3 separate regions of the Mus musculus genome follow, and regions 2 and 3 are each linked to region 1. The links are chromatin loops, found by intact Hi-C in ENCODE. Cell type or tissue: left cerebral cortex. All regions are shown on one strand. Region 1 has its middle 31 kb from the start of Gm23191. Region 2 overlaps Ascl1 (achaete-scute family bHLH transcription factor 1). Region 3 has its middle 7.7 kb from the start of Ascl1.

Region 1 (2,500 bases):
ACATTCTAGCTTGCCAATTTTTCAGAAAATGTGTTCTTGAAGTCATCCTTTAGTTACTCTTGAACATAATTAAATTCATTCATGACAAGATGACCATACCTTCTGAATCCTTAAAGCCTTGTTAATCCTGGCATGTAAAACAATCAATGCACACAGATTGCCTGCTGGCTTATGAAAAACCTTATGTACCTATTAACCAAGAATAACTTGAGTTTGTCTTCCTTAGAAAGCTGATTGTTGAACTTCATTATCTACCAGTATATTTTTGCCCTCTTGCCCTCTCTTTCTGTAGGAATCTATTATTGAATCTGTTCCCACCTATTTCAGAAGAAATGAGAGAACTCTTCAGCCCCACCCCCCAAGCCCTTCCTTTCTCCTTCCAATGCAGAGCAGCTGGTAGGGTTTATTGCTCATGCACAGCATTGCCTGTGCTTTATATATGGAGCAATATTGATTATGCTCATTCTAAACTGTGAAGATCCAGTGTGTGCCTTTGTTCTGTGTTCCCCGAGAGAGAGTTGGCACCGGCAGCACTCGGAAAAGAGGCAGCACCTCTTGATCCATCAGTGTTTGCAGTGAGAGTGTGGAGTTAGCATATAAGACCACTCTGATAACCCCATCCCTGCCATCTTCTAATTTTAAGTTCAGTATCCACAGCATAGGCTGCTGCCCCCTGAGACAACAACACAAAAGAATACTCAAGCCCCAAACTCCCCAAGGATGTACTTTGTAAGGCTAGCCAGGGATGTGGGGAGAGACTGGAGCCTTAGCTAACAGGACCTTGTACCTAAAGACACTTTCAGTTACAGCTCGGGGGGGGGGGTACTCAAATGGCCAGCCAGATGTGCCTGAACATGTGTGCATAAGCCACTGAGAGTATGCTCAGACTCCTGAACAGGAAGCTAACGAAAGTCTGCTCTGTCTTTCCCAGCTTTCCTCCCAGCGTCACGAGTTCCCAAGGCAGGTTGTGTAAACCTGGCACATCATGACAGGATCACCAGCCTTTCATCTTTTGTGCCACCAATTTGGCTGAAATGAAATCACTCAGCCTGCACAATATTGAACTACTGTCGAAGAAGAACCAGCCAAGGTTTGGAACATAAGGCGAGCTGAGTAAACCAGCGTGGAGGCAACCCAGAGAAAGTAATTGTTCTTCTGTCAGCAAGGCTGCTCCTCTACTTAGCATCTGAACAAGTTAATTTGAAACACAGCTTTCTGGAAGGAAACAGAGCTCCTCTCAGCATCCCACAGATTCATGGGGAGAGATGGCCTTTCACCAGGTAGCAACAGCAAATTATATTTGAAATCCATTTCTATTAAAGGAGGAGGAAAAAAAAAACCCTATTTTGCCCCAGAAGCTGCCCTTTTTGGCTTGGTAGCACCATTTGACATTTGTTGTCTATCAGAGGTTCCTTTTGCTTACAGAACTGTCAGACAAAGATGGAAAGAATTTTACTAATTGAACCAGGAGCAGCTTTAATTAAATAGAGCAATGCACGACGTTTGCCCCTTTGCCGATCCTGGCCTTGAAGGAACGGATCTCAGCAGCATCTAAGTCAGACAAATTGGCTAAATTGATCCTGCTCCGTGGAAAGGGTGCTTCATCTAGGCCCAATCAATGACAGATTGAGGTGTGATGTGCAGAGAGTGGAAGGAATCAGGCAACCCGTTATTTCTGGGATACAAGTTGAGCTTCAAGGAACAAACCTACCCCTGCTTCGTGCAAGCTTTATTGCCCCCTATGCAGCAAGGCTCTCCTGTCGTGTGCTTCAGACTACCGTTGCTTGTGAGCAGACATAGGTGGCAGTGAGCACACAGGCAAGAAGAGGTGTCACCTCTTCCAGATATTCTGTCTTTGTCCTGTCTGCAAGGTGTCAATTCTGGGTTTCCACTTTCCATTACTAATAAAATGCCCTGAGAAGAGAAGAGTTTCAACATTTCAAATACTGCCGTGGATGTATCATAAAGTTTTTCTTCATACTACAGACCTGGAAAACAGTATTGAAGTACAATTATATATGCTCCTTTGATTGGTCTTAGTGCACATCCCAGATCCCATGACGTGTTGTGTGATTTGGGTCATGGTCACTTTGGCCCCCTATGGTGGTTGACATGAGAGATGTCCCCCACAGGCTCAGATATTTAAATGCTCAGTCCCCAGTTGGTGGCAATGTTTAAAAGGGTGACACAGCCTTGCTGGAAGAACTTCATACCTAGGGGGAAGAGAAGTGTTAGGAGAGCTCACACTGAAATCCATCTGTGATGTGATGAAGGATGCAGGTGTTTGTTCAAGGCAATAACAGGTCTTGGAGGCCCAAAGACTGTGTGAAGACAACAGCTGGCAAAACCTCAGACTCAAATAACACAGCAAATGGATGGATTATTCCTTCCTGGTCCCCTTTAACAAATTCCTTGGGGAAAAAAAATCTTGTTAAGTTAGCTTTTCAACTACTTTGTGCCTAGTGGGCAAGAAAGGTAATAGCACTGGAAAATCCAGGCC
Region 2 (2,500 bases), 160 kb before region 1:
TATTATAAGAAAAAAATCTATTTGTATCTATCCTAACCAGTTTGGGGATATATTAAGATATTTTTGTACATAAGAAAAAGAGAGAGAAAAAATTTATAGAAGTTTTGTACAAATGGTTTAAAAATGTGTATATCTTGATACTTTAACATGTAATGAGATTACCTCTGCGTACTTTAGATATGTAGTTCATCTTACAACTGCCATCCCCACCCCCATCCCCAGTGTGGTTTTGGAAAGAACTCTCCTCATAGGTGAGATCTAAATGCCACCAGAATGACTTCAGCACCAATGTGTCTTACTTCACAGAAACGTGGTTAATGTATTAATGATGTTATTAAAAAAAACTGTTCAAGAAGAACAAAAGTTTATGCAGCTACTGTCCAAACGCAAAGTGGCAGCCCGTTGGTTCCCATAGGTTGCCTTTTGGAAGTTTCTACCATTGCCTTCCCCCTCACACCCACCCCTTACTGTTTTATTACAAACTTACAAAAAAAAGTGTATAACCCTGTTTTATACAAACTAGTTTTGTAATAAAACTTTTTCCTTTTTTATATAAAAAGAAGAGAGAGAGAGAATGATCAGCTGCCTCTATGTCTTCTTTGGCTCTGTTGTTGTTGTTGTTGTTGCTGCTGCTGCTGCTGCTGCTGCTGCTGCTGCTGCTGGCTAAGCTATCAAAATACCCAAAGGGGAGGGTGGTGCCAAGGGTGTACAGTGGCAGAACTGAGAGAGATAAGTGCTTCAGCTGGTCCTACTGCTGCAGTATCTTTACGAGGATTGTGGGAGCAAGTGGGGGGTGGGAGGGGGCCCTTCTCTTCCATTCCCCATACATGTCCACAGCTCCTAGGGAAATACATGGTAATATGTGGCTACATCATCTCACCATACACTATGCATTTTTAACAAATCTCCAAACAGTAGCCTGGGAAGAGATGCTTTTCATCTCATTTCCACTCAGCTCATTTGAGGATATATTTGTAAGGAGATGGGAACCGAATGCTAGGAGATCTGAGTTAGTCTAAGCCTGGGTCCCTGGAAGGTGCTGAAAGCTGTTGCTTGGATTATGTCTCCCTCTCTACAAACAAACTTCAGGGATGGGGTTCCAAGCACTTACTTTCTCTCTCTCTCTCTCTCTCTCTCTCTCTCACTCTCTCTCTCTCTCTCTCTCTCTCTCTCTCTCTCTCTATATATATATATATATATATATATATATATATATATACACACACACACACACACACACACACACACACCACACACTTTCCATCCCAATTTAAAGCAAAAGGTGCATAGGATACAAATTCCTTGCAGAAGGAATTAGACTTTAATATGTAAATGTAGTACAAATGTGTGGTCGCTTTGAGACACTGGCCTATCTAAGCCGGTGACTCCATCCCAATAGCGTGAGCAGCGTGTAAAAGTACCCAATTACCAAGATTCAAAAAGAAATTGGTGGGTTTTTTGGCTGGCTTGCTTCTTGTCAGTTAGGAAGGACGTGATTAGAATCCTACTCTGCCTCTCGCAGGCTCCTTGCTCGCTGCCTGCATCACTTGTAGATTCAGTTTGCGTGTCTCCAGCCAAGCGGAAAGCCAGGCGCAAAATGCATCTTACAAAACCCAACAAAGAGCCAGGAGCAGGCACGTCTTCCAGAGTTAAAAATCTAGTCTGTGTTGGTATATCTATACCATTTAGTGGCACAGAATAACCTTTAAGAAAAAAGCCGCTATGCGTGCAGCATGCCATGGCGTCTGATGTCATTTTGCTAAATGACCCTCTATAGAATGCACATGGAGGCTTCAGTCCTTTTCATAAAGATGGGCGTAATTAAGGGGAAAAAATCAGTAAATTCCCCATCGCCATAAATAATCGGACTTTCTGCCAGCAGTGGGCCAATTTAGAGCTTACTTGGGGGAAGCAGGGCTTCTGTAGTAGTGGCTTTTGTTTTTTATCTTATTTGAAAGACCAGAGCTAGGCGCCCCCACCCCCCCCCCCTGCCCCTGTTCCCGTTCCTGTTCCGTTTGATTTAGCTGCCTAAGGTATGCAAAGAAAGTGTTGCAAGTCATTTATGGCTATGAATATAACATTAGGATAATGTTTCAACCCCTACAAAAGGGATTTTTTTCTCCTCCTTCTTCTTTTGCCTGTAAGGACAGGTGTTCTTTTACCCGTTTCTGAATGGGAAATATCAAGACTCAGTTAAACTCTGGGTAAAGTTAGTGGATTGTTTGCCACAATGTGAAGGCAAACTCCAAAAATTCACAAAACACACACACACACACACACACACACACACACACACACACACACACACACACACACAATTTTGCCTAAGCTAGGAATGGGCAAAATCTCATTACATCTGCTCTAATCGCTTAGCAACACAAAGCCGGGGCTTGTGCAGCGAAGGGAAGCCATTCACAGAGCTCTGACAGGCCGCATTCAGTCAGCATTAGTCAGCTCCATAAATCACCGCTGCCCATTGGCTGCGCGGCGGGCTTAGGTC
Region 3 (2,500 bases), 150 kb before region 1:
ACATCATCTCTGAAAATCTTACTTCATCTCTTTAGATCTGCAAGTTTGGAAAAGAAGTTAGTTACACATTTGATGGCAGTGGAGTATAATATAGCTCTAATAAGGATGAATACTAAAGAAAGGGTCTCAGAGATGCCAATGGCTGTCTTTCAACCGGCTCCTTTCAGGTTGATCTTTTTGAGCTCGGTAGAGAGTTGGTGCTAGGTAAGGTGAGCAAAAGCTGAGGCAGGTGGAGCCACCTACAGCCTCATGGTCATTTGGCTATGTGACCTAGTAAGCACTTACTTAAAGGGGGGGTGGGCAATGATGAAATGTTAGTAAATAGCCAGTATCTCTAGGACTTTATTGTCATAGATTGAGTCGTCAATATATGCAGCATTTAAAAAAAGACCACTAAGAAGTCTTTTTTCCACGTACTAAAACCAATGACCGCGTGCATTTCCCCTTCATTATGGCTTTAAAGTCTCTCTGAACGTCCCTCTACTCTTGGGCCGAGACATGACTGTTTTCAAATTTCTCGCAGAAATTCCAGGTTATGGAGGAGGCAACGGTAGGGAAGCAAATAGATTTCCTGACACCCCCCCCCCCGCCCCAATGCTCTTTCTCTGCTGCATGTGAGATTGGCTTGGCTCTAGCGCGGGTCCGAGTTATATGCGTTCTTCCTTTGTATGCAAGATTAGGTTGTTACAAAAGAGGGTGTGTAGGTTAATGGCAGGAAGCAAGTTGCAGTGTGCAGCGCTAGCCTGAGCGCGTGTCGGGCTTAATGATTTATTCAAGCCGCTGCGCATCCGGGCGTTGATTGGCTGCAGGCATGCGTCTGCTGTCAGCTGCTCGCGCTGGGGCTACCTGATCCAGAGGGCGTGGGGAAGGGAGGTAGGAGCCCAGGTAAAAGGAGATCAGACTGGGAACCCTTTCGCAAGGGGCCGTGAGGGGCGTGAGGAGGAAGAATAGGTAGAAGGTGAGGCCCACATTGAATGAATTAGGTTAAGGGAGACAGTAGAGAGAGGGAAAGGAAAAGGAGAGATTGGAGAGACGAAGAGGAGAGAGAGGAAAGGGAGAGGAAGAAATGAAGAAGGGCGCCGAAAATGAAGAGAGGTTGCAGAGCCCAGTGGGAAAAGCTCCCAGAACGTCTGGCGTGCGCCCCTCTGCAGGCGGCCAGCCTCTCACAAAGCCACTTTTGATGCGATGGCTATTGGGCTATTTTGGGGATGAGCTGGAGGAAAGCCGCCAAACCATGCTCCTTTAAGGGAGTCACATTCTACAAAGTGGGAGTAGAGGTTTGGGTCCAGAGTCTGAACTGTCCTGCACAGAAATGGATGCAGGAGACAAAACGCCAGAAGCAAAGGCACTTAGTGACCATCTCCCCAACCCCTGTCCCTGCGAAAAGACCTATGGACCTGTCCTTCTGCTGTTCCAGGACCAAACCACCTCAGCTACGTCTTTCAGGAACTGTCCTTGTCGACTCCACCTCTTCTTTCCTTCTTTCTCCATCCTCCTCTCACTTATTCTTTATCTCCCCCGCCTCCCACCATTTCCGGTCTAAAATCTCAACAGCAAAATCACACGTCTCTAAATTAGAGCGGCTTCCAGCCAATAAGCCCTTTGAAAGAAAGTGGGGTGGACGGGAAGAGGGAGCAAGAGAAGACTGCTGCAGAAAAACCTGGCACTTGAGACGCCAATGGGGAAAATCAGACCACTGTGTGCATCCACTGAGATAGAGTTGTTGAGAGGGGAGAGGCAGCAGACAGGACCGTGGCCTCAGTGTTGGGGGGCTGAGAATTCTGTCAACAACCTTTCCTATCCAGAAGACCCAGACAGAAGTAATGGTGGCCTGTCCCCTCCCCTCAGAGTCCACACAGCTAGCCCTTGTCCCCCTCTCACCCACCCCAGCTATCTTTCTTTACTAGAAAAACAGTCTGTCTCCATTGTCCAGGTGCCAGCAGGGCTTTTGGAGAAAGGGAGGCCGGCCAGCCCTCTGATCAAACTCAAAGGTTAGTTAAAAGACAAAACCAGATGAAAAGTCTTCATGAATAATCCTGGACCACCCCCACCCCCCACCCTTACCCCCACCCCCACCCCAAGCTCCCCAGCTCAGTGTAGGGCAAGCCCTTGCTCAATGCCCTAGCGCTTCGTTATGCTGCTTGCCTAAGTCAGAATTTCACAGAAAGCCCCAGAAGAAAAGCTCCCACAATTAGAGGTCGCCTGTCAGAAAACATTAACGCCTTCCTCGCCCAGCCTGTCAGACATGCTGCACGGACAAACCGCCATGGCGAATTGGCCCTCCACCCCTTGAAGTCGCCAGCCAAAGGAGCAAAGATTTGCAAGCCAAAGGAGCTGGGGTTCGCAGGAGTGTTGTTTTGGTTAGAGCCTAGGTGTGTGGGATGTTGCTGGCTTCTGCTTTCTCCTCAAGGTGCCAGGGAGAGGTCACAGTAGGGTCCTGTAAGTAGACAGCTCTTGCTCAGGGAAGCTGAGACAGCCCTGTTTGTTTTATAAAGAGAAG

The links. Hi-C counts contacts between places; a loop is a spot of excess contacts. Peaks named below come from ENCODE experiments on the same cell type or tissue, not always from the same donor. Only the 100,000 strongest peaks of a DNase experiment are listed, where the experiment ranks them.
Region 2: it touches region 1 in a loop (2.0-fold over the local background); 3 of 42 quality-filtered maps call a loop at or near these places.
Region 3: it touches region 1 in a loop (2.4-fold over the local background); 3 of 42 quality-filtered maps call a loop at or near these places.

What each region holds. Positions count from the first base shown.
Region 1 is chr10:87,332,095-87,334,594 of GRCm38, reverse strand. No RefSeq gene overlaps it. Among named protein-coding and RNA genes, the nearest start is that of Gm23191, 31 kb to the left of the region's middle. In left cerebral cortex, no CTCF peak of the experiment used is centred here; DNase peaks (open chromatin) are centred at 594 and 1,013.
Region 2 is chr10:87,488,897-87,491,396 of GRCm38, reverse strand. Ascl1 (achaete-scute family bHLH transcription factor 1) reads left to right here. Exons shown (of 2, transcript NM_008553.5): 2 at 1-578. Among named protein-coding and RNA genes, the nearest start is that of Ascl1, 3.5 kb to the left of the region's middle. In left cerebral cortex, no CTCF peak of the experiment used is centred here; DNase peaks (open chromatin) are centred at 1,518 and 2,475; H3K4me3 peaks cover 436 bases; H3K27ac peaks cover 369 bases.
Region 3 is chr10:87,484,744-87,487,243 of GRCm38, reverse strand. No RefSeq gene overlaps it. Among named protein-coding and RNA genes, the nearest start is that of Ascl1, 7.7 kb to the left of the region's middle. In left cerebral cortex, no CTCF peak of the experiment used is centred here; DNase peaks (open chromatin) are centred at 817, 1,159 and 1,556; H3K4me3 peaks cover 1,142 bases; H3K27ac peaks cover 1,239 bases.